2 separate regions of the Mus musculus genome follow, and region 2 is linked to region 1. Evidence: chromatin loops called from intact Hi-C (ENCODE). Cell type or tissue: left cerebral cortex. All regions are shown on one strand. Links, peaks and the distances in the headings refer to the core of each region. The heading gives the core; the rest is flanking DNA.

Region 1 (12,586 bases), core at 1,703-9,702:
AGGACAGTGGGGTGGGACATATCATAATATCCTTTGATTTTTGCTGACTTAATCAGCTCTTGTCCAAAAGTTTTCTGTATTCTGTACTGCCCCTTCAGCTAGAGAGAGAAGTGTTTTGATGGAACATTTTTGTTGTTTTGTGCTTTGGTCCGGGCCACTGGGATTTCCAGGTTCAGTTTCAAGTGTGGGCTATATAAGGCCAAAGAAACCCGGGAGACCTCATCTTTGTGTCATTCCTTGAGTCGCACGGCCCCTGCTCAGTCTATTTGCTTTCTACCAGAAGCCTCTTCCGCTGCTTGTTTTCTATGCAATGTCTGGGACTTTTGGCTGTACTGAGAACAGTGAACACTGTGCCTTCTGCATCTTCCCAGGAGCAGGAGCCTAAGTAGGCCCTTTTTATAAATAGAATTATGTTTTAATTGCTAGGAGTTATTAATAGCTCAAGGAATTTAAAGTTAATCCTTCCCCAGTTAAAAATAACTTCTTAATTTATCATTTTATAAATTAAAGCCTTATGTAAGGGTTTGCTTTAAGTAAGAAATGCCTATAGATTATTTACATATTGCTGAATGTACTATAACTGTCCCTGCAGCATTTACATTCTCCTAAATTATTTCTTTAAAAAGATTTTCCTTAATGTTAATCTGGAGATGTTTCAAAGCAGAAGACAATTCCTTAAACTGTGTAGTGCTAAACAGAATCAAGAGTTAAGAAGGAAAGAAGGTTGGGTAAGACAACAGTGTCTTTCCAGGGGCACAACTGAAAAATGGTTCTGAGAAGTACTCTATTTTAAAGCTTGCCTACTTCAGGTACTACTCCAGCTCTATCTTAGTGAGCTTCTATGTAGCATTAGTAATGATTTATTACTAATAATTAATAAAATAATTGTGCTAATAATTATTAAATACTTAATATATTTGCTATAAAATATGTTTATTAAATATATTGTAATTTAAAAATAATCTAAGCCGGGCGTGGTGGTGCATGCCTTTAATCCCAGCACTCGGGAGGCAGAGGCAGGCGGATTTCTGAGTTCAATGCCAGCCTGGTCTACAGAGTGAGTTCCAGGACAGCCAGGGTTACACAGAGAAACCCTGTCTCCAAAAACCAAAAAAAAAAAAAAAAAAAAAAAAAAAAAAAAAAGAGGAACTAACTAAAGAACAGAAAGGTTTTAAGGTTAAAAGCAAAGTTTATTACCATCTTAAATTTCAGTATATGTCATTGAAAAATGCCAACATGTCTGCAGAGTTTCACCACATGAAACGTAAAGAGGAAACATCACGCAGTAGCTGGTATCCTGTACACTAAGGAAAAAAATAGCAGAAAAGAAAAATTAAATCACATATGGTCATAAGCCTTAAGATGAGTAAGAGTAGTTTTAGCTTAAGATCAGAGTCAAAGATCACTTATTTAAAGCATCTCTACCCAGAATCTCTGTATAGTCACATTCTCATTTCAATCCAATGAAAGAATAGATTCTTAGATTATCTCATCCCAATTTTTAAAAAAAGATTTATTTATTTTATGTATGTGAGTACACTGTCACTCTCTTCAGACACACCAGAAGAGGGCTTCGGATCCCATTACAGATGGTTGTGAGTCACCATGTGGTTGCTGGGAATTGAACTCAGGTCCTCTGGAAGAGCAATCAGTGCTCTTAACCACTGAGTCATCTCTCCAGCCCCATCTCAACTTTATAATATCTAATAACCAAGAATTTTTTGTTGTTGTTTTCGAGACAGGATTTCTCTGTGTAGCCCTGGCTGTCCTGGAACTCACTTTGTAGACCAGGCTGGCCTTGAACTCAGAAATCCGCCTGCCTCTGCCTCCCAAGTGCTGGGATTAAAGGTGTGCGCCACCATGCCCTGCCTAAAGAAAAATTCATGTGGGGTGGTGGTAACACATACCTTTAATACCAAAAAGTACCAAAAATAAAATACCAAAAAAAAAATGTTTTTCTTTAAAAAGAATTCAAGGGAATAAATCCTTTTATATATACTAATTAATATTCAATCCTTCCTCCTTCCAGTTAGCTTTGTTTATTCCCAAAGTAGTATTTAGGTAAATTCTTCTTCATTGCTTGGTGTAGGTCCTACAACAATCCTTAGTTGCTCATCTTTAGTTTTATTTATGTGTATGAGTGCTTTGCTGCCACGCACATCATGGGAATGCCTAGTGTCTGTGGAGGTCAGCAGGGCATTGGACCCCTGGAACTGGAATTATGAACGGTTATGAGCTACCTCATGGTTGGAGACTAAAACCCAGGTCCTCTGCAAAAACAAAGGCTGTTACCCTCTGAACCATTTTCCCAGCCCCTAATCTTATAGATTTTAATGCTATTTTATTTTTTAAATCTCCAGCAATGTAAGATTCAGTTACCACAATCACACAATCATCTGATTTTTACAAGTCTCTACTCTACAATGAAAGCTTTTAAGTATAAAATAAGACCTGTTTACATTTTTCCTTGCAGTAAATTTTTTTGCAGACTCACCAAACTGCTCTGGAGGAAGGTTTACATTAAATTGTTTTTCTTAGGACATATTCCTTCTTAGAAAATTCCTTTCCAAGAACACTACTCTATCTAACTTCTATTAAATCAACATTTAAAAATGTTTATTTTATTTGATAGAGACAAAGTTTCTCTGTGTAGGCCAGGCTGGCCTGGAACTCAGCAATCTGTCTGCCTCTGCCTCTGGAGTGATGGGACTAAAAGTGTGGGCTGCCATGCCTGGCCATATTTTAGTAATTTTAAATATTTTCCCTTTCAATTTTCAGCTTTCTGATGATAAAAACCATCTTTTAGTCTCAAACTTTGAGTTAAGCTAATTGTAACACTAAAAAGTATTACAAGTGAAGATTTTTAAGCTTCTTAATAAATAAGTTGTAAATATTTAGCATTTTTCAAGAATTAGGTACAATAATTTTACCTGTAAAGTGTATGGAGAGCAATCACTGCCTAAACAAGAAGTATGTAACACTAAGGCAGTTGAAAGCACTGATGTGAAGATAATTCTCGCTGGCCACTCACTCAGAAAAAAGGACCACCTTGCTGTGCATATTTAAAATACTCATACGTGGTAAGTTTGTGTAAAAATAACCAGGCAGGGAAGAACGATTCTTCCAAGACCGGGTTTCTCAGTATAGCCCTGGCTGGCCTTGAACTCAGAAGTCTGCCTGACTCTGCCTCCCAAGTGCTGGGATTAAAAGCGTGTGCTACCACTGGGAAGAACAATTCACCTCTCTTCATTACCATTATTGCAACTGGCTTGAAAAGTGCCTACCTCTCCCATTTTAAAACACTTTCAGCTTGAAGTTACAGTACCTCTCTGGTGGTGGCTGTATAAGGAGAGAGGAGAGCTTATTATCTCCAAGCTCAGGGAACTAGCTTTATAGTAGAAACATACCTAGAGATGTAAACCTAATTTTCTAAATCATTTCATTTGGTTTTATATGGTAGTTTCGTGCTACATCAGCACATTTCAGAAGCCCCTGTGTTATCAAGGGGGCCGCCGTCCGCCCACACCCTTCTGCCTTGTCCCAGGAAAGCTGTAACAGTTCGACTGTGGGACGAGCGGCCTGGTGGGTGTCGCCGGGCTCTGGGCTCGGCGGTCTCCCGGGGGGGACACGAGTGCACTCCGGGCACGCACGTCACCTGCCGCCGGAAGGGCCGTGCATCTGGGCGTTCACACTCAACGGGCTGGGCAGCGGAGGCCGCGACTGAGCCCCAGGCTGGCTTGTGGGGGCTGCAGTGGGCGCGAGGGGGTGTGAGGCGGGCACGGGGCCGAGGCGTCGACCCCGGGACCCCGCTTGGTGAAAACCGCTGGGGCGCGCCGCCCGCCCGCCCGCCTTCCCGACGCAGGCCAGCAGGCCCAGGCCGCAGTTTTCCCAGCCCCGTCGCCGTTGCCAAGGCGACCGCCGCCGAAGATTCCCGCGCCGGGCTCCGCCCCCCGGCCAATCGGACCGGCGCTCGCCGGAGCCCGGATTCTCTTTGTTCCGCAGCCATTTCAGGCCCCGGACGGGAGGCAGCGCCGCTTCGGCAGAAAGGCCCGAGCGCCGGAGGCCTCTGGGATGGTGTGGGACCGGGTAGGTTGGCGTGAGGGTGCGTGGCCAGGGCGGAGGCGGGTGGGAAGCGGCCCGAGCGAGCTCCGACCGGCCGCCGCGCCGAGGGGACCGCGCTCCGCTGTCCGCCCTCTCGGACGGGGCCTGGCCGTTTGGAGCCCGCCGGCGACGGCGCGGTTCTAAGCCCAACAGCTGCGGTCCCGGGCGCCCTGCGGGTCCCGGACAGGGCAGGCGGCGCCCCAGGAGCGGGAGGTCGGTCCTGGGGGTGGCGGGAGGCTGGCGGGCCGAGCCGCTGCGATGCCCGTCAGGCCGCACGGTGCGAGGGCCCGAGGTCGCCGGTCTTTGTCCCGGAGCCTCGCACACTCCGGTTTCTGCAGCCAGCTGATCCGTCTCCCCCGAGGGCCTGCTGGCCTCGCGACCTGTGAACATAATTTTAATGTTTGTAACTACGGGTTTTGCTTAGGTTTGTGGGTTTTGCACGTCTGCCTCTGTCTGCCCACGCCACGGGGAAGGGCCGCCGAGGAACAGACCCGCCACCACAATCAAACTGGCTTTAGAAAGGCTTTCTTCCTCTTAGAAATGATCTCGCGGGGCTTAATTTTTTTTAATCACGTGGGGTTTGCAGGGATTGTTTACAGTTTCACTTTGTTACGCCAGTCGCGAATCAGCTGTTAACTGTAGAAACGAAGTCAGAGGCTGTCCACTAGTTGGGGAGATTGTATTAAGAAGCTTAGTATGTCCTGTTCGAAAAACAGTGATGGCTTCAATGAGTACGTAAGCAATGCTTTTCCCCCCTAAAGAGAAGACGCTCCTTAAATGCAAAATATTCGGTGAAATCAGTATTTGGAACTGACCTGTCTGTCTGCAATGTGCACGCTCAGACGTGTTCATCTTTAGGATACCAAAAGTACCTGCTGGGTTTTGAGTTTCCCTATCGAAACTTTCACTTAAGTGTGGTAAGAAAGTGTGCTAATGAAGTAAGTGGATGGTTTGTAGTTGGTGAGAAGTGATCCTTGTTACTGTCCTGTAACCCTCCGTCCTGGTTCTAGAGAATGGCTGGTCTATGTGGAAATTTGCAAGTGCAAAGGAAAAATACTACTTTAGAGGTGGCCGATTTATTTTAAACTCCTTGACACTTGCCGTGTGTGGGTGAATAGTGGTTTGGCAATTCAGCTTTTACTTGAGTCCGTGTACACCTACTGCACTGTGAGTGGTTCGTCTTCCCTTTCTGAAGAGGGCCTCGGCCTTCCATTAGCCATGTGCTTTTCCATCCTGCCCTGGCCAGAAATTACTGAATTCCTCCCACTGAAAGACCTATAGAAAATATTTTTGTATTTCTCCCTCCATTCCTAAAAGCCTTTTTGCCATTATATAATAGCAACAGGATAGAATTTTATCTTAAAAAAAAAAAAAGATCCTAGCTGTGCCTTTTTGCCATTATATAATAGCAACAGGATAGAATTTTATCTTAAAAAAAAAAAAGATCCTAGCTGTGACTATTTCCAGTATCAATAATTGTTATAGTCATTGTTTTATGACTATTTTTTTTTACTTATGTTAAAGTGATTGTGTGCATTCAGTTTTCTTAAATTGTGTTGAAATGTGAACATGTGCTATATTTAGAGGAATTTCTTGTGTTTGTTAGCCATATTGGCAAGCTTTTTTTTTTGAAAAGAAATCAGGTTCTAAGGAAGCCAAGTCAAGTTCCACATGAAGTAAATGTAACCAGAATAAATGAAAGAGAGGAAGGTGACAGCATGCGGACTGCCTTTGGAGGCAGAGGCAGGCAGATCTCTGAGTTCCAGGACAGCCAGGGCTCCACTGAGAAACTCTGTCTCCAAAAACAAACAAACCAGGAAAGAAAGAAAAGAATGTGGTATAAGATGCCAAAGATTTGGCCCTCCCCACCCCCCCCAAATGCTTACGTGCAGAGATTGAGAGAGCTGAACTAGAGTGTAACTGGTGATTTCAGAATCACGGAGGACAGTGCACCTTCCAAAAGGAAACTTCTCACAAGATGAGGTCCTGCTTGGCTAGTGTTAGTAAGGCTCTAGCAGGTTAGAGGAGTGTATTCACTGTTGGACAGAGGTTTGTGAGAGTGGGTGGACTGTGGTTAGTCAGGTAGAGGTTAGGAAGGGAGGTTCTCAAAGCCTTTGTGTGGTTCTGACACATCTATCCTAGGCACTGTTCTTAGAAGGACTGTAGTTGGTGTGATGAGTAGAGTATTCGCTTTCAAGCATCTTCATGCACAAATGAAACAAGAAACGAGGATGGAGATTTGTCTTCAAAAAAAAAATTTTTTTTTTTTTTGAGACAGGGTTTCTCTGTAGTCTTGGCTGTCCTGGAACTCACTCCGTAGACCAGGCTGGCCTCGAACTCAGAAACCCACCTGCCTCTGCCTCCCAAGTGCTGAGATTAAAGGTGTGCGCCACCACACCCAGCTCACATCTTATTTCTAAAAGGCAGTCAGTGGCAGTGGAACTATTTGAATTTAGTACAGAAAGGAGACAGGTGGCTCTCAGTGTGAGGGGTTTGAATCATCGGTGTCCTTCTAATGGCTTAGGTTATGATACAAGGTAGGCTTGTCCTGCATGTGGATGGGCAATCTAAGCCAGGCCCTTTGTAATTGTCAGTGTAACGTGAAACAGGTTACATCATCTCGGTTGTGTTCTGAGAACTGAGTTCACTTAGGAAGCTCTCAGAACCAGGCCCACATGGAGTCGATGCTCCACAAATCACTAATGTTCTCGTCATCATCGTTTTCAGTGTTTTTTATAACTATGAGAAATAAACTTAAAATTGCCAATTTCAGGATGGTACAGTAATTTATCTAAGCCCTTCAGTGTATTTTCTACAAATGTGTATATTTACACAGTTGAGATTTTATTGCATAAGTAATTTTCTGCTTGCATTTTCTTAAGCTAATAAGTGATATTGTTTGTTTTTTTATGAATGTGTAATGTTTGTGTGAATTTCTCTTAAAGAGTTTTTAATTGTTTTTTGTAGTTACATAATCACTACACCGAACATCTTTGTGCATGAGACAATTAGCTGCACTTTAGATGTTTCTTTGAGATGCTGGGTATCATTCACGTTTCTGAATTCATATTGTCTGGTTACTTTTGCTTAAGGCAAGTGTGATGGTTTGTGTATGCTCGGACCAGGGAGTGGCACTAGTAGAAGGTGTGCTCCTGTTGGAGTAGGTATGGCCTATTGGAGTAGGTGTGTCACCGTGGGCTTGAGCTTTGTCCTAGCTTCCTGGAAGTCAGTATCACAGAGGTGAAATCTTCTGGGCAGTGTTTTCTGTGAGCACAAAGCAGCTGTGTTCTGGATATAGCCAAGGTTATACCTCCTGCTGCTGCTGTACTTGAAGGGTCACTCAGGTGGTACTGGTTTGAAGACATGAAGAAGTCATGAAGAACAGCTGAGGCTTGGCATTGTGAGAAGCCATGGAAGGCCATTGGTGAAGGTGCAGCCTCGGTTGCAGTTAATGGCACAGGACTGAAGGATTTGAGACTTGGCACCATGAAGAGAGCCTATGAGAGGCGATTGGTAAAGCCGAGTTGCAGCAGAAGGCCTCAGAATATTGGGGATGTTCTTGGCTGATCACCAAGAACAGCTATGGCAGTGGAGTGGATCAACCTGAGCTTAGGGTGCTACAGAGGGCAGAGCTGGAGAAGTGATGCCAGCCCTTTCGAGGAACCCAGAAGATCATGTGTGGATCTCAGATATTGAAACAAGAATCTGTGAAGTTGAAGTTGACTTGGAGACCCCAAGATACTAAAGATGCCAGAGCCATGAAAGCTGCTAACAGGAGTGGAACCAGCCCAGGAGAAAGCAGTTTCAACACAGATGAAAAAGGAGTTGGAGATCTGAAGACTGCTTTGACATCAGCCTTGGAGATGCAGAGTTTGGAATTGGCTCAGCTGGTTTTCTGCCTTGCTTTGGGGATTACAGTTCAGTGATTGGATGAATCTCAGAAGAGACTTTGAAGTTTGAAATTTTAACATTGTTGAGACCACTACAGACTGGGGACTTTTGAAGTTGGACTAAATGTACTTTTATGCTATGGCTAGATATGGCCCCCATAGACTCATGTGTTTGAATAAGTCTATGGGAGCCAGGGAGTGGAATGTGATGGTTTGTATATGCTTGGCCCAGGGAGTGGCACTATTAGAGGGTGTGTCCCTGTTGGAATAGTTGTGGCCTATTGGAGTAGGTGAGTCACTGTGGGCATGGGCTTAAGACCCTCATCCTAGCTGCCTGGAAGTCAGTATTTTGTTAGCAGCCTTCAGATGAAGATACAGAACTCTGAGCTCCTCCTATACCATGTCTGCCTGGATGCTGCCTCGTTCCTGCCTTGATAATACTGAACTAAACCTCAGAACCTGTAATCCAGCCCCAATTAAATGTTTATCCTTATAAGACTTGTCTTGGTCATGGTGCCTGTTTACAGCAGTAAAACCCTAACTAAGACAGCAGGTTTATTTTTCATGGTGGTGGTTTGAGACAGGGCCCCTCTCTGTAGCCCTGGCTGTACAGGAACACTTTCAGAAGACCAGACTAGCTTCCATCTCACCGAGGTCTGCCTCTGCCTTCTGAGTGCTTGGATTAATGTTGTGGACCGCTCTGCTCTGCTCTTGGTGGTGGTTTGATCTTTATTGCTGTTACTGTCTGTGTGAGTAGTGTTAGAGATTGAGCTCATGACCTCATGCAGGCTACATGTTGAGGATGGACTAAGTTATGCGCGCTGACCTTGAACTCACTCTAGTCCAGGCAACCCTTACACTCTTCATCCTCTTGCTTTAGCTTGTGCTTACAAGCCTCTACCGTTAGGGCTGCTGTTGTTTGTTTGAAGACAGCCTCTGTTGCTCAGGGTTAGCCTCAGATCGTCCCCTTCTGCCGCCATCGTCCCTGTGCAAAGGTAATAGATGTTCACTACTATGCTAGGCTTGCTTGAGGGAATTTGGTAATGTTTATGAAATAAATAGAAGCAGCATAATGCTAATGCACCACTGTTGGGCGACAAAGGAGAAGGAGGGGGACTGAATTAGTGCTCCTTTCCATTGTAGTCAGGAGGTACCTGTAGTCATCTGTCTGCTACATATCATTTCTTATACCGAATTCTCATCATCATAGTTCTGTGTTACACATGGAAATTATTTTTCTCTGATTGATGGGAAAAGGTGGAGATGCATTTTGCACAAGGGCTAGATATGCAAGCCTGACTCTGAATCTAGGTCTGTCTGTCTGTCTAAAAGATACTACTTGTACATTTCTGTGTAGTACATACTCCAAGTAATGAATGGTTAAGTTACAAAATTAAACCAGACAGACCTTAACTTTCCACATTTTAGAAAATGGAAAAAAAAAATCTTTACCAGGAGGAAATCTAATTGTATACATAGAGATATATAATATATATAGAGAGACATCTGGATTCTGAAATGGTTGCAGCAACAATATGTGGGCTCAGCATTCTTAGTAATGCTCTCCAACAAATGGCAAAGAGAAAAACCAAAGAAGTCACAAATTTGATTAAATTTAGTGACTAAGAGAAGTTTAAAGGCCCATTAAGTAATTGAATTGAAAACTATACTCGATGAAGCCCATTCCTGGTGAAATAAATGAAAGTCTTAATGGAAAATAAGCCAAGAAGACTAGAGCTGTTTAACATAAGAAGGATAGAAGATTTCATGCTGAAAACAGAAGGAAAACAGAAGGAAGGCAAACCCCACATACATGCACGTGGGTTGCATTTTACAGCTGACTGAAACAGTGATGAGATAGTACATTGCACTCCTCCTTCACGCCCACCAGAAGTGCTTGTCCCAGAAAGGACACAGGTCCTTCCTATCACTTTTGTCTTTCCTAACAAAAGAAATTATAGGAGAGAAATAATTGAATGTTCCAAACTGTTGTATTTCTGTAAGCAAATGCTTAACAATAATGACAATCACATCATTAAAAAGTGAACATCGAGTTACAGAGTCAACTTTCATTTGTTTCCATTAGGGATTAACATTTTTGAAAACTAACTGAGCTGAGGAGGTGGCTCCATGGGTCAGGTGCTTGCCATGAAAGCGAGCGAGCTTAGGTCCCAGAACACGTGAAGCCCTGGAATCAGCTTCTCCTACAGCGATGCGAGGGAGAGGCAGGCGACTCCCTGGAAGCTCGCAGGCCAGTTACCCAGGCACACTCAGCAGTGAAGCTCTCTCTGGACAGACACACATATACACCAGTATTTAACAAGAGAAGGAAATATTTAGTAAACACGGTTTTCTGAAGTCAGCAAGTTAAAGCAGTAAACTCTTAGAAGTCGGCTCCCTCAGCTGCAGAGAGCACAAGCTCGGGTCGCCTTGGCTGGCTGGTGCAGTAGCTGTGGAGAGAGATGTGAGCAGAGGATGCCACAAGCACTGTCAGAGGCCGACAGGTTTGCTGTAGCCCAGGGAGGCCTAGGAGAGGTCCATGAAGAGTAGAGTGCAGCTGGCGCGTTGGGAGCTGGAAGCCCATTCCTCTGTGTGTGCAGGAGGTAAGCACCTACTGTGTTCTTGGTCCACTGAGCATACGTGGCAGATTATAGATATTTTCTACTCTCTGGTCCATACTAGCCTTGCCATTGTAGTGCAAAGCAGTTTCAGACAGCAACGACACTAACTGGTGTGGTCAGATTTGCCTCAAGTGTTTTAATTCACATTATACTAGAATAAACTATTGAAATTTTGAAATGAAACATGTTCATTACGTGTATAAATCATCAAGAACAAAATGGGTTTTTCAGATTATGAAATACATAAAAAGGAAAACCGCTCAATTACTTACTTTATTCTTGTTCTTATTGCCACAGGCTCTCTGTATAATCCTGGCTGGCCTAGGACTTACTACATAGATCCTGCTGGCCTGGAACTCACAGAGAGATCCTCTTGCTTCTGCCTCCCAAGTGCTGAAATTAAATATACCACATGTGGGTATATGCCACCACACCCAACCTAGGTATTTTAAAGTAAAACCATTTTACCATAGTAGCTTCCATTTCTTAACAAGATGGATGAGTCAGGTGTCAGGATGTCTTTGTCAGTAACTGCAGAGGCTCCTGGTTCCTCGTCAGCCTTCATCTGCATTTCATTTATCAGATTTGTAACATGTCTGTTCATAGTCGAATTTCCCACCCACCTCCCCATCTTAACCCTTCTTAACCTTTATTTTGTGTCCTCTGGGGTTTACTGTCTACCTACCAAAAAGAACTTTCAGCATATTTTTGTGTTTTTCTTTAAGGGTTATTTATTTTATTTTTATGTGTGAGTGTTATGCTTACATGTATGAATATGCATTGTACATATTTGGTGCCTGCGGAAGTCAGAAGACATCCAGTCCACTTGATCTGGAGTTAGGGATTGTTGTGAGTGTGACCCTGTGGGTGTTGAACCTGGGTCCTCAGCAAGTGCTCTTGACCACTGAGCCAGCTCCACCACCCCTTTCAACATATTCTTTCTTCTTTTAAAAATATTTCTTAGATTTATTTATTTTATGTGTATGAGTGCTTGGCCTGTATGCAGATATGTGCACCATATGCCAGCCTGTGCCAGGGAAGGTCAGAAAGGGTTTCGGATCCCTTGGGACTAGAATAACAGAAGGTTGTGAGGTGTCATGTGCACGCCGGGAATGGAACCTGGGTCTTGAGCAAGAACAATGCTATGACAGCTCTCTAGCCCCTGAACACATGCCCTTCTTTCTCCATCGCCATCTCCTATCCATCTACTTTCTCCTGATTATGTAGGCATTCCCTCTGTTTCTCAGGCTGGTCTCAAACTCATAGTCCTACTTCTGCCTCCCCATGTGCCACTGTGCCTGGGCTTCCTTTCTTATCTTGCTGGGAACCTGGCACAGTTGTACCTCAGTTAGTTGGTTGATTTTGCATAATTTTTCATATTTCCTAGAAGTGAGAACAACAACTTGAAGTCTCTTTCCTGCTTTTAGACTATTCTCTCCCCAAAGCCCCAGCCTTAGGTTATGTCATGAATGCCTACATACCTTTTTGTTTCTAGTACCACCTGCTCTTTGTATATTGAAGTCACCAGGAGTGTAATGGGTTGTTTTATACCCTAGCATGCATAATACCTAGTGAGATCAGGCAGTAGTTTGCACTTCTGTAGTTACTCTTGCATGGTGTTCCACCCTGTGACCTCTACTCCTGCCTTTGTGGTTTACGCCCAGTCCCTCACACCAGCTTCTGGATCGTGGAGCACCCCACACCCATCCCTGTCTCCTGGCCACTTGCTGTCTTGTTTTCACTCTGTTTTACATGGCCTTCACTCAGCTTAAATTCCACAGTTAGTCATGGAATTTTGGATCTCCTTCCTTGTTTTCTTTCTTTTTTTTTTTTTTTTTGCTTATTTTTGTTGTTTGGCAGAACCAGGGGCCCAGTTAAGACCAGTTCTGTGCTTTGTTTTGCACTTGCTTCTGTGAGCCTGTATGTGGACAAACTGTACAACTGTAGAACCTCACTTGACCATAAATCTCATGG
Region 2 (12,586 bases), core at 2,355-10,354, 220 kb before region 1:
CGGCACAGCTTCCAAATCACGCACTCGAGATCTTGACTGCATTTCTGTTGGTTTGTGTCTGGCTGACCTTAGGAAGGTCTTAACATTTCTGATTTTCCATGTTTTCCATTAAATAAGTACAGCGTCTCTTATCCCATGTAGCTCCGTTAGAACAGCGCTTGCGTAGTAGCTCTCTTGAAGCCCCGGGATTCAATCACCAGTGAGTGAAGCATAAAACTGGTCAGAGCAGTGAGTATCTATAATCCCAGCATTCAGTGGGGGGAAGATTAGAGGATTGGACGCTCAAGGTCACTCTCAGCTACACAGTGAGCTTGAAGCCAGCCTGGGTAACACGAAAATCTCTCCGGAAAAATAAAAGCTGGGGAGTGGGGAGAGGAAGGAAGGAGGGTGAGAATGAAGGTCCTTCAGAGTTCTTTAACGGTGAACAGTTTGTGTTGGACTAACACAGTAGCACTTTGTGGAGAGCTGCTGAGGTTCAGGAATCCAGCATGGGGGCTTCCCAAGCTACACCTGTCACCAAAACTGGCAGGAGCCAGATTGCCCTGCCTGTCCTAGACCTTCAGCGTAACCCCGCATGGTTCCCGTGGCTCCCGCTGCTGCTCTGATCCTTCTTAGGTCCCGCAAATCAAACGGGGACACCTACTGGTGCCCTCTCTCATGCCTGCAACTTCCTCGCTGGCTCTGGGAACGCTTTTTCTCCACGCTGCTTGAAGCATCAGCTTTGAGGACTCTCTCCACCCTAGGGTAAAGCAGCCTTTACGCTCGGTTCTGAAAACAGACCGGTGTGGCTTCCTCTGTACTCAGCTTTCCCTGTAGGCTCGCCGTCCCATCCTTCCAGCCCCAAGCCGCAGCCTCCCTCTGCTCTAGACCTTATAGACAACCTTTGGGCCACCTGCTGAGTTCTCACTTCTGGTGTGAGTCAAGTTCCTGTTACCGGCTGAGTCATCCTCTGGGCATCTTGTTTTGGCTCAGATTCCCAGCGGTGTCTGAGGTCCAGACCTGTGGTCTCAGCCTTGGCTGCACATTTGAATAAAGGGGAGAACTGATCAAATTGATCTTGAGCAAGTCCGGGGTGAGCATTTTTAACAGCCCCTCGATTCACTTCGCACGGGAACTGTCTCCTGAAATCCCGGCAAGGTTTTGCCTCCAACACCAAAAACAGTAAGCACAGAGTAAAAACTGAAAATGTAATCTCAAACAAGAATGGAAGAGGGTGATATATTCCTTACCTCTCATAACTGTCCGCAAATATTAACTTCTGAATTGACAATTTTGCAAACAGGGGCTGCAAATAAGCCCTTTCAGCCTTTTCGACTTTCAGATTTGAAAGTCATTTGAATCCTCACAAGGTCATTGTCATCTATTAAGATCAAATTTAAAGAGAAATGAGAGAGGGTGGGGTACTTGCTGCTCTTCCAGAGGTAAGTTATGTTTCCAGCTCCCATGTTCTATAACTTCTGTCTATAACTCTGGCTCCAGGGACTTGATTCCCCTTTCTGGCCTTTTCAGATCTCCCCCCCCCCTCTCACACACACACACTCTCTCTCTCTCACACACACACACTCTATCTCTCACACACACACTCTCTCTCACACACACTCTCCCTCTTGCTCTTTCTCTCTCTCTCTCTCTCTCTCTCTCTCTCTCTCTCTCTCTCTCTCTCACACACACACACACACACACACACACACACACAGAGGGGGGGGGGTGGGAATGAAGGAATTAGGGCCTCTTGAAGGATGTGACTCCTGGTTTGGTTATTCAGTCTTTCTGAGACGATGGGGTAAATATCAATTTTTAAATTCTGCCTATTTCAAGTGTTTGGTTCACTCGGTGATGTGAACTATCCGATGACAAACTTAGCAGTAAAAGTGATAACAGCTGAGAAGTGTTTATCTTCCTTTCATGGCCCCACCTGTGGGGTACATAAAACGCAATAGAACAGTGGAAAAGACTGGAAAGAGCAGCTGAACATGGCTCTGTTTGTGTACCATAAACAGACCACCCAAGTTGTAAGGTTAGACAGTGGCAACCATGGGAACCACGGACACACGATGCTGCTGCTCCTCCTACAGCTTCACGAGTGAAAACCATGAGAGGTCTTACGTCAGACTGCCATCTGGAATATAAACTGGAAGTATAAAGACACTGAGAAGTGAAAACCCCCTCCCTTCCGAGAGGCACGGGCCTATCACAGTTAATGGTCAATTAATGTGGAGTCGGGAACCAACTTGGGGGATGTCTTGGGGTAGGATTCAGGAAAATCACAGGAGGAAAAGAGGCATATGGGCACAAAACTGTGCCTTTAACTGGAAACTGAGGGAGGGGCGTGTCCTTCCATGCCCTGGTGCAGTATGTATGTTATGACATCATCATCCCCCACGCCCGTTCTTTGATCTCGTTGATGGGAGGGTCACAATGCCAACAAAAGGGGGTCAGGTTTTTTTGGTCCCAAGCTTTGCAGGTAAGTGTCTTTGACTACTGTTTGCCCACTCCAACCGACAATGCACCAAGTCTGCCTCTGCCAGGGCCTGTGCCAAAAGGTCAGGCCTCGCCTTAAAGAGACTTGGCATGTGAACTTAGGGAATGGTTGAGAGCTCAGCTAAGCTTCACAGATGAATCCCATGCACTCTGGTGAGTAGAAAACAGCCTCTCTGTCTCAGCCACTCTCAGGATCTAGCAGTCTGTGTCACTGGTCTGTCCCAGGGGGGGCCTTTCCCTCTGCCTGAAATCGAGTCTCTACTCTTAGCATAACTTCTGCCTTAGCAAACTCCTTTCTCCCCGGCTATCCAGATGGACACATTGTTACGTCACACGTCCACTACCTCTGTTCCTGGTCTATTTTATAGGCCTTATCACTATGTATAGTTATTTTATTATTTCTGCTTCCCTTCAACCAGCCTGTGTCCTCTGCCTGCTACCCCTCCAACATGCGCATGCTCTCTAAGTTCCACCAATTATCCTTACCTAGGTCCTCAGCATCACCTCGGTGCTCCTTTTCAACAAGTCTAAGCAAATGCTGAATTCATTTACCACCTTGGCTCTAAAAAGGTAACTTTTTGCTCTCTGCAAGGAAAAGGGAGGCGGGTAGAACTGAATAGCAGAAAGGGAATAAATGTGTCGGTCCATCCGGTCCATCTGTCAGTCACGGCCTCTGCGATTTCCTGCTGTGTGTCCATTAGTAAGACCCCCGCAGTACTTTCAGGATCACTGAAGGAAACTTTTCCACCTTAAGTGTGAAAGCCAGTAGCTACACAGAGGCCACTGAAGTGCAGAGGTCACCACAAACGCCTGAGAGTTAAACACGGAGTGATTTTTCTTTCCTTAGAGAGAGGGAAAACTTTGATGCGGACAGATCTAAAAAATCTCTTGATCTCTTTAAGGAGAGACAGGCTGCATCTTCTCCTCCTCTGCCATTTTATCATTTTGAATTCAAACTTGAATTCTTCCCCCGGCTTCCAATTAAACCACAGTCTGCCGGCTGTGCCCCTCCCCCTCCCACTTCTGCAGGCCGCTCTAAAGCTGAAAGACTTTGAACAGAATCTTTCTTGTCAATCCTTTTTGTTGAAGAGAATAAAGAAGGCCAGCCTTTGCTGAGAGAGGGTCTCTAGACTCCCGGTCACTCCTCCATACTCCATTCAGCTCATACTGGACCAAGGCTTTATCCACATCCCAGCCCCAGTGTGATGCTCAGGAGACAGAGGCAGCTAGCCTCTGCCCTAACCTACTCTGAAAGCCAGGACAGCCAAGAGTGTTCTTTGTGCAGCTGTGCTAAATAAGTCGCCCTTTCTCCAGTCAGCATAATCCATCCAGGAATCCAGCCTGTGCTCGAACACACTTGCCTCTCTCCTTCATCAAGCTGGCTATCTGGTGGCCTCTGTAATGTGACATACAGTGGAACAGGTTTAGAGGCCCAGGAAAGCCCCAGAGTTTACATGCTAGCCAGGAAACCTTGCTTTGATTTCCCTAAATTCCCAGGGCCAGGACATTCCCTACCCGAGAAGGAAGGCAACAGAAACAGGTTCCCACAAAGGCTTTGGTAATGAGTATGTTATGTAGAGGGGAGGAGAAAAGACCGTGTCCCCTTCGTGGCTGCCTGAAAGCCCTGCTGTGGACTCCCACTGGTCCACAAGTGTGTCAGTGAGACAGAATTGAGGCTCATGACCTCACCTTGACCTCCTCTGTGTTCATCTCTGTAACATGAACTGAGCCAGGCAACTGGCATCTTCTCCCCTCTAGAACGCGGCTCACTTCCAGTAACTTTCAAGAGCAATTAAAGGAGCTTGTTTTGTCATTTGTTTCACGTGGTTCCATACAATACCGAGTCCCACTCTGGTCTTGAGGTTCTGTTGGTTGGTTTGACAGGGGGTGGGGAGTAGTATTTGATCCTTTAAGACAAGGTGTCTCACCCTCTTCTCGGTTTAAGAGTGTCTAAGCCCATTCTTCTTCCATTTCCTTTTGGCTGGACGATCGCTGACTTCCAGATAGGTCTACCTGCAGCTCACCCTCCAGAGCTGTCCATCTCAGGATAAATGTAGATTTGGATCCCAGCTCTGCAGACCAGGAAGTCTGCTTCTTCTCCCGAGATGGGAGCATCCTGGCAGTTGACGGCACGGTGAGACTGACCAAGTATTCTAGTCCAGCTCCCTCTTGTCTTTTTATAAAACCATTAACGCTACCCTCATGACTTCTTGGATTAAGTTCCGGCGCATGACATTGGAGTGGTGCATTTTAAATTGCACATCCGTAGAGGCGCTGGGCCTGTGGTTCTGTGGTTCCGGGTGCTCTTGATCTAGAAGTCAGATCATTAGCCACCTTCCCCACATCCTCCCTTTGCTCACATATTCTTTTTATAAAGCTCTTATAAGACCTTCATTCTAGAAACTTCCAGCAGCTTTGTATCAGTTGTAGATTTTAGGAAGTGTCGGCATGGATGCCAGTGAAGATGGGCGTTGCTATAACATAATAAAGAAGAAAAGAAGAAGACTTAAAATTCATTACCTCATTTAAATAACATGAATATATATACTGTAACCAACAGAAAAGCAAATGACTGGCTGTGTTCTAGCTCCTGGGGTGGCATGTGGGGAGAGGTAGACTGAAGCAAAGGCCCTTGAGTCTTTCTCTAAGATTCATTCTGGGAAGCCTTATTTGAGCCTCCCTCACCTCACTCATTGAACCGAGAACGGGAGCTCTCCCCATCCAGTCCAAAGGAAACTCCAGTTCCCCAGACTCCAAAACGCAGTCTATATATATTTAGAAATGGGCTCAAGCTGCACTGTAGGATTTCTGGCAGCTAAAGAAAAGCCAGCATTCTTCAGGAACTTGTGAAATGAGTTCCCATCTGCCAAAAGAAGTTGCCGTGACTGTTAATTCTGGTACCTATGTTCTGAAGAGAGTGTTAAATGGATGGCCAAATCACAGAGAGTTCTCCAGACTTCTGCTATAGGCGGGGAGTGTTCCTGCAAGGAAAATCCCAAAAGAGCCCCCACACCCCCATGTGTTTGAACGACTCACAGCCATAGGCTTTACAGAGCTACTGCTCCAAAGAACAAAATGAGGTCAGGGGAGCCCATTGCTAAGGGCTGTTCCTGGCAGCCCATCCCTAGGCCCTGTTCACACTCAGCTCCTGTCTGTTTAGCCCTGGTCTTACTACTGTGGAGGAATCCCCACGGTGAGAATAGGCACCACTGGAGCCGGCTGAAATCTCAAGCTGCTCCGTAGGCATGGCAGCATACACAGTCTCTTGCAAGCCCTGCGTTTCCCAGTGTTTCCCTGGCCCCCATCACGTTACAAGCCTTGGAGACCCTGTCTTTTCAGGGTAATGTAGCCTGGCTGTCCTCTGGGGTGTATCTTGTGCCCTTTCTCCCTCTCCCTCTCCTTCTCTCCTTCCCTCTCTGCCTCCCTCCATCCTTCTTTTTCTCTCCCCCTCTCTACTAAATTCCTAGATTCTTATCTAATCTCCAAAGCCAGAAGTTGCCTTCTATGGCATACATTAATATTATTATGTTGAGCTAGGTATGTCAGTTCACACCTACATCCTACATCCTAGGGCTCTGGAGGCTGGGGAAGGAGAACAAATTTGAATCTGAGGCAGGTCTGGGCTATAGAGTAAGACCCTACCTCAAAACTCCAAAATAAATGAATGTATACAATAAATCTCTCTGTCCCTGTCTCTCTCTGTCTCTGTCTCTCTGTCTCTGTCTCTCTCTCTCTCTCTCTCTCTCTCTCTCTCACACACAGCTGTTGTTGGTCATTTATTCAATGTCCAGGTTAGCCCTAAAAGCCATAGTCATTTCAATATTTCACCAAGGTCTAGTTTATTACACTGTACTGACCTCAGGAATTCTAGAAGAGGATGAATATCATTTTTTTTTTTAAAGAAGAAGTTCTGCCAAAGAGAGCAGAAGGTTCATATCATCTTCTCTGAAAAGCAAAAAAGAAAAAAAAAAAACAGTTTCAGAAAAGGAGTGTCAGCTTTATGGTCTTCAAATAAATCTGTCACTGCTTCCCTGATTGCAGATGCCCCTGCACCTGGCCTCAGCCTGGTACGTACCACGTGTAGTCCATTCATGGGTGAAGGTTGATCGTGTCAGCATTTGGTTAGCAATCACGTGATTGGAGATGTGTTTGACTCTTCAGGATCCCAGCATGCATTGCCTCCCCACACTGAAGAATGACAGTTTATAGCCCAGACCACAGTTGAACAATCTGTATGATACGTGTAAAAATAGTCCAGCCTCGTTGCAGAGACTGGGTGTTATCTTCGGCATCTCCCTCCCAACCCTCTAGCTACCACCTCCTATGTCCCATCTGTCTTCTCATCTGGGGAGGGTTTTCACTTTCCTCCCGAAGTTTGACTGCTTTCTCTTCTCTTCTTTTATCCCTCGAAGGAAATTTCTGTGTGAATAAGGACTAAAATGGACGGCCATATGTCACTGAGAACGAAATCTCTGCCGACTTTGTCCCCTGAGCGCAACAAGAAGGCAGTCTTCTACTGAGATAGGATAGACTTGCACAGAGAGGAAGGTCCCTCACTCCAGCTCAGTCCCCCACACTGCAGCTAGCTGTCACTCCTTCAGCTCTCACTCCGGGGGAGATTCTCTCCAGCCTCCAGCCTTGGGCTCTTTGACTATATGTCCACTTAGAACCGTGGTCTTTCCTTAATACCAGTTAGCACGGATTAAAATGCATCCACATCTGTGTCCACTCCAGGAGTCTGTGGCATCCACAGGCATGTTTATCCCTGACTACATCTCATGATAGTGGGATGGCAGGGGGAAGATGCTATCAGAAACAAAAAACAAAACAAAACAAAACAAAAAAAATGGGTGAATTTTTTTTATTAAATCAGGCTAAGCAAATTTCATTACTGGTTGACTCTACACATTTTAAATGCTATAATGTTATACTCTTGGGGGAAATTTTGCAATAATTAAAAGTATTATCACTTATATTGAATAGCGTGAAATATATAAATATATAATTCTTGCTGTAGTTTTAACAGACGTATAGAACTCTAATCTATTATGGAAAGGCAGAGGAAGGCAGTGAATAAATGTAGAAATAATTATTTTGAGTGGGTAACAATGTTGTGACATTTACAAGTTTATTTACAAAAGATTATCTCCTGGAAAGAACCTAGCTCTCAACCTTCCTAACATGGTTCCTCATGTTCTGTTGACCCCCAACTATAAAGTTATTTTCATATTTACTCGTAACTGTATTTTGCTACTGTTATGTATCATAATGTAAATATCTAATATGCAGTATATTTGATATTTGACCCCTGGGAAAGGGTTGTTCAATCCCCAAAGTGTCATGACCCACAGGTTGAGAGCCACTGATCTAGCAGCTAGAATTTCCTATTTCTGTTCAGCTTCCCGACATAGGGCATGGTTGCATCTGAAAAAGGGAATAAAGATCAGAAAACTTGTCTGGAAATGAACATGCATCTGGTTTTGTGTTTTAGCCTCTCAACTCAGATGGTTTCTTTTATTGTCAGGACTCAAAACAACAAAGGGGTAAACTTTGACTGTTCGTGAAAAGAGAGCATACACGTCCGTCAGCTGTGAGAACCCGAAGGCTCTGGGTCAGTCTGCACCTGCTGCTGAGAACAGGTTAGGAAAGGCAGGGCACAGGGACACGGTACAACACTGGGAAGAGGAAGGGGCTTTGCAAAGTGTTAGGCTGTGTGGGCTGGGATTTCTATGCTATCTCTGGAGTCCACCCTGCCACACGCCTTCAATTCTTCTGAAAAGCAGTTGGACTGCAAATGAAGACAGCCCTTTAAAGTGATTCTTGACAACTGGATACAAAGGGAAGAGAAGAGATTTGCTGTTCCTGACCTAAGGCTGTTTCTTCGAGGTCTGCACTGGAGAGCTCCAAGTTCTATGGTAATAGCTGGACCTGGCATGAAGTGGTTCAGAGGGGGAAAAGATGATCTGCCAGCTGGGCTTCCTCACACTCCAACCCATCTGCCTCCCTCCCATCTTCCCAGGCTCAGGGAATTCCCTCAACCTACCTGCTGGCTCACTACCCTTACCACAGTGGCGGAAAACCCCACCTTTTCTCCACTCCTGACCTCCAGAGGTGCTGCCCTATCTGAATATCCTTAGGGTTCCAAAGCATGGATACCTCCCTGCCAGGTATAGAAAGTTGAGCAGACACTGTTCATGTGTGCAATGTATGTACATGTAATCATATGTGTGCATGTAGGCATCTGTCTGTATGTATGCAGACAGTATATGTGCACGTGAGCATATCCATGCATGCATATGTGTGTGTGCAAGCATGTGCACATATTGTGTGCACTTGGGGTTTTGGTACATACCTTTAACAAAGAGAACCAGAGGCAGTCTAAATCCCTTCCAGAACAAGGCCTCCAGAATAGAAAAAGAGGCATTTAGGTCACATCTTCAGGAAAATGGTCTCTACCACTCCCTCTTCGTTCTCTGATCCCTCACGACCACCATCAATAATTTGATGTCGAGCCTCGTGGCCATGTCTGAAGCATCCCAGGTGTTTCCTATGAAACCGCTGCCTCCTAACCCTCGCAGGCCCCTTTGGAGAGAGCCAAGCTTCTCTCTTCCTCTTCTGTTCAGCCTGGTTAGTCAACACAAAAGAGGATGCTAGCGTGGAGGTGACTAGCATTGGATGTAACCTGAAATTCCCCCCTCCCACCTGCTCACCCAAGTCAGTCGTGGTCAAATAGTCCTGTGGCCCCCAAAGCTCCTGTCCTATCATCTCAGACCTTTACATTTGAGATATCCACTGAAGAACATGTCACCGTGTGGTGTTCCTTCAGCTCAGTTAGCTATTCCCTTTACACACACACACACACATACACACTCAAGCTTCCCTGAGAGCAACACTGGTATCTCAGGCAAGCCTTTGTGGAGATGAGAGACAGGACTAGGTATCCTTTCAACCACAAACCAACACCAGAGCCAGTCCCTGAATGACACAGTCTGTCCTCTATCTTTATAGGCTTTATATAGTACCAAGCTAAACAATGTTTGTTTATTTGTTTGTTTTTGTTATGCTTGTGGTTCAGGTCAGCAGTGTTAAGTATCTTTATGACATACAGTCTATTTCATTCAAAGTGAGTATTACTGATTCATATGTATGTATGTATGTATGTATGTATATATGTATATGTGTGTGTATAATAATATGTATTTTTTCTAAACCCTTTTATTGATTCTTTGTGAGGTTCACATCATTCACCCCAGTACCACTCATCTTCCCATCCCCTCATATCTGCCCTTTGTCTTTGCAAATCCCCTTCAAAATAAAACATACAAGCAAGCAAGCAAGCGAACAAACAAAGCATAGAAAACAGCTCATCGTGGAAGCTGTAGTGTGTCACAGTGTGTCCCACAGTGTATCCCTCTGTCCACACATCTTCACTTGGAAATGTTTATTTCAATGAGTCATTGGTCTGGTTCAAGATCTCTGGCTTCTGCTACACTACCAACACTGGATCCTCATTGGGGCTACTCTGGGATATTCTGGTTTTGCCCTGTGTCATGGAAATCCTGCAGCTTTGGAACAGCAGGGCTGGCCCTTTCAAAAGTCCCAACCATTCACAGATGATACGGATTTGGGGGTGGGTCAATTCAGAGCCCTGGGTCTGGACTTGGGCAGTAGGTAGCTGAGCTGGTCAGCCCACCAGCTCTTCCTTATCTGGACCAACAGACTGAGCTCTCCAGCAGTGCTCAGGCTAGACCACCCAGTGCTGCCATCGGCAGGAGGCAGGGTCAGCTCTCCTGCTCTCCTGCCCCTGGCTCGCCTGCACCCATGCCTCCAGAGCTGAGTGCACTCTTCCCCCAATATCCCCCCACAGTCTCTGTGAGGGACTGAGACAGCTCATCTGCTCTCATGACCCCAAGACCAGTTGTTCCATCTGCAGCAGGAGCAAGGGCATCACTCCTGTACCCACTTATACCAGACAAGTGGAGGGGACAGTTCTCCTATGCTCTCACTCTTGGGGCTGGCTCACCTGTACCCCTGACACAATGGGGGCTGTACTATTGAGGTCACATTCAGGGTGCACAAGCTGATAAGGGGCAGGGCTAGCCACACCCAACTCCCAACTCATGACCCTGTAGACAGCTTTCCTGACTGCCCCAGATGGAGGGGGTGGGGGGAATCACCTCTGCTCTCATACTACCCAACAGCAGGTGAGTAGCAGGATCAGCTTCTCCCATACTCACACTCTTGTGTGACTCACCCACACCCCACCACCAGGGCCAACCCCACTGTGCTGCCTGGACAAAACACAGGGTATCCTCTCCAGAGTGCTGCCTCCAGTCAGAGATGGGGTCAGCTCTTCAGAATGTGGCACCCAATGAGGAGGAGGGACCAATTATACACATTCACATGTTCCCTAGTGGCTGCCCCAACCAGGGACCATGTTCTCTAGTGGTAATATGAGCCATAGACATCTATACCAACTCCTGCTGCTGTATAACCACAGACTCAGATTTGGCCTTCAGTGGCCACTTGGGCTGGGACCTCACCATGGAAGCAGGGCTCTCCAATCACAGCAGGCTACTCTTCTCCACCCTTGAGTCTCCAGGTTCATCTCTCTTCTTGCTCCACGTCTCTCTCTCTCTCTCTCTCCCATCTGACCACCACATTCTCACAACTTGCGGTGGTTCCCACTGCAGCCTGGCCACACTTTTGGTGGGTCCCTGGGTGACAGTTCTCCATCCATGCTGTGTGGCATGGTGGCAAGAGGATGTGTATGGCCCACCTCTGCCAGGGGCTGGAGGGTAGGTCTGTGGGTGATAGGGCAGTCTGCAGGTCCCTCTGTCTTCCTCCTCCCATGCTGTGTTGCCTGGATTTGATTTGATTTGATTTGATTTGTATGAATCCCAGGCATAAGATCATTTTGGCCACCAAACCAAGTATCAAGCCAAAATGAACAAAGGACTGCCATGTATTGGCTCTGCCCCTTACCGATGTAAGAGTTACACCACTAATAAGGTGCCTCTTTGCCCTTTACCAGGGGGGAAGAATATGCATTCTTTTGTCTTAGCGTATTATAATGAGTAAAATAAAAGCCAATGAAAACCTACCATGGCCTCTCAGGTACCAACTGTCCATAGATATGTGTATGAGGAGCAGCCACAAGTAGAAAACGTTCTGCTCTTTCTCCTCAAGTGGAACTATGGACTCAATGGAGCCGAGCAGTGGGCACCTTCCACCATAGAAACCCACTGTTGGCATGTTCCCAGGGGAGCCAGAGATAACGTTCTTCCAAGCCTTCCTCGAGCCGCCATTTCCTTCCTCAAAACTCCAAACTGAGGAATTTGAAGGTCACCTTGGAACTCAAGTTTCTGGGGCATCCGGAGCGAGCCTGGAGCTTTTATTCTATCTATACTCTGAGTAGCTTCACCATTCCCAGGAAGAGACACAAAACCTGCCTCCTAACAGAGAAAGCAACTTCCCCCTCCTTTTCTGTCCCCAGGGAGCCCTACAGGACACTCATGGAGTGAAGGGGCCAAGGGACCCTTCCATCAAAATTGCCGCTCCTGGATGTTATCTCTCTTGCTACTTAACCGGAATCCTCAAACTATCTTAATAAGTTTCCCAACATTTCAATTCATTTCTTTTATCTCCTTCAGATAAGATGAGGAAAGTTTTGAAAATGACTTCAGGGCCTTTTGCACCAACTAGATAAATGGTCAGGTCTGCGAGAGGTTAATACTACATAGCTTTCTCTTTCTCTCGCTCAGGCATCCCATCAGGGTAATTGTAATCTGTCTCATATCAACAAAATGACTAAAGCACTTTGCAAGGAGTTATCAACTAATTTCAGAGCAGATTTTTTTTTCTTTAATTCTATGGAATATGCAAAGGCGCCTTTCTAATTAAATAACTCACCGAACAAATTTTGTTAAAATTGAGTTTCCCTTTTTAGAGCAAGGGCAAGCTAAGTCCCTCAAGGATGTGGGGCGGTGGGTGATAAATGAGTTTAGGTGATCGTGTTCGATGATAGTCTGCTCACAGATGGCATGTCAGCCACCTGGAGAGTTATTAAAATAGGACTTTAATTATGTTCTGGCCGTGTTTTGGT

What was found. Peaks named below come from ENCODE experiments on the same cell type or tissue, not always from the same donor. Only the 100,000 strongest peaks of a DNase experiment are listed, where the experiment ranks them.
Region 2: it touches region 1 in a loop (5-fold over the local background); 3 of 42 quality-filtered maps call a loop at or near these places.

What each region holds. Positions count from the first base shown.
Region 1 is chr13:98,917,751-98,930,336 of GRCm38, reverse strand. It overlaps Tnpo1 (transportin 1), which reads left to right and starts at 3,953. Exons shown (of 24, transcript NM_178716.3): 1 at 3,953-4,086. The coding sequence starts at 4,072. Gm52051 reads right to left here and starts at 5,925. Exons shown (of 2, transcript XR_003950643.1): 1 at 2,931-5,925; 2 at 1,176-1,304. In left cerebral cortex, for the core only: no CTCF peak of the experiment used is centred there; DNase peaks (open chromatin) are centred at 3,941, 4,583, 5,142, 6,116 and 1 more place; H3K4me3 peaks cover 3,134 bases; H3K27ac peaks cover 3,066 bases.
Region 2 is chr13:99,140,790-99,153,375 of GRCm38, reverse strand. No RefSeq gene overlaps it. Among named protein-coding and RNA genes, the nearest start is that of Gm41036, 29 kb to the left of the region's middle. In left cerebral cortex, for the core only: no CTCF peak of the experiment used is centred there; DNase peaks (open chromatin) are centred at 2,724, 3,497, 5,401 and 6,824; H3K27ac peaks cover 4,569 bases.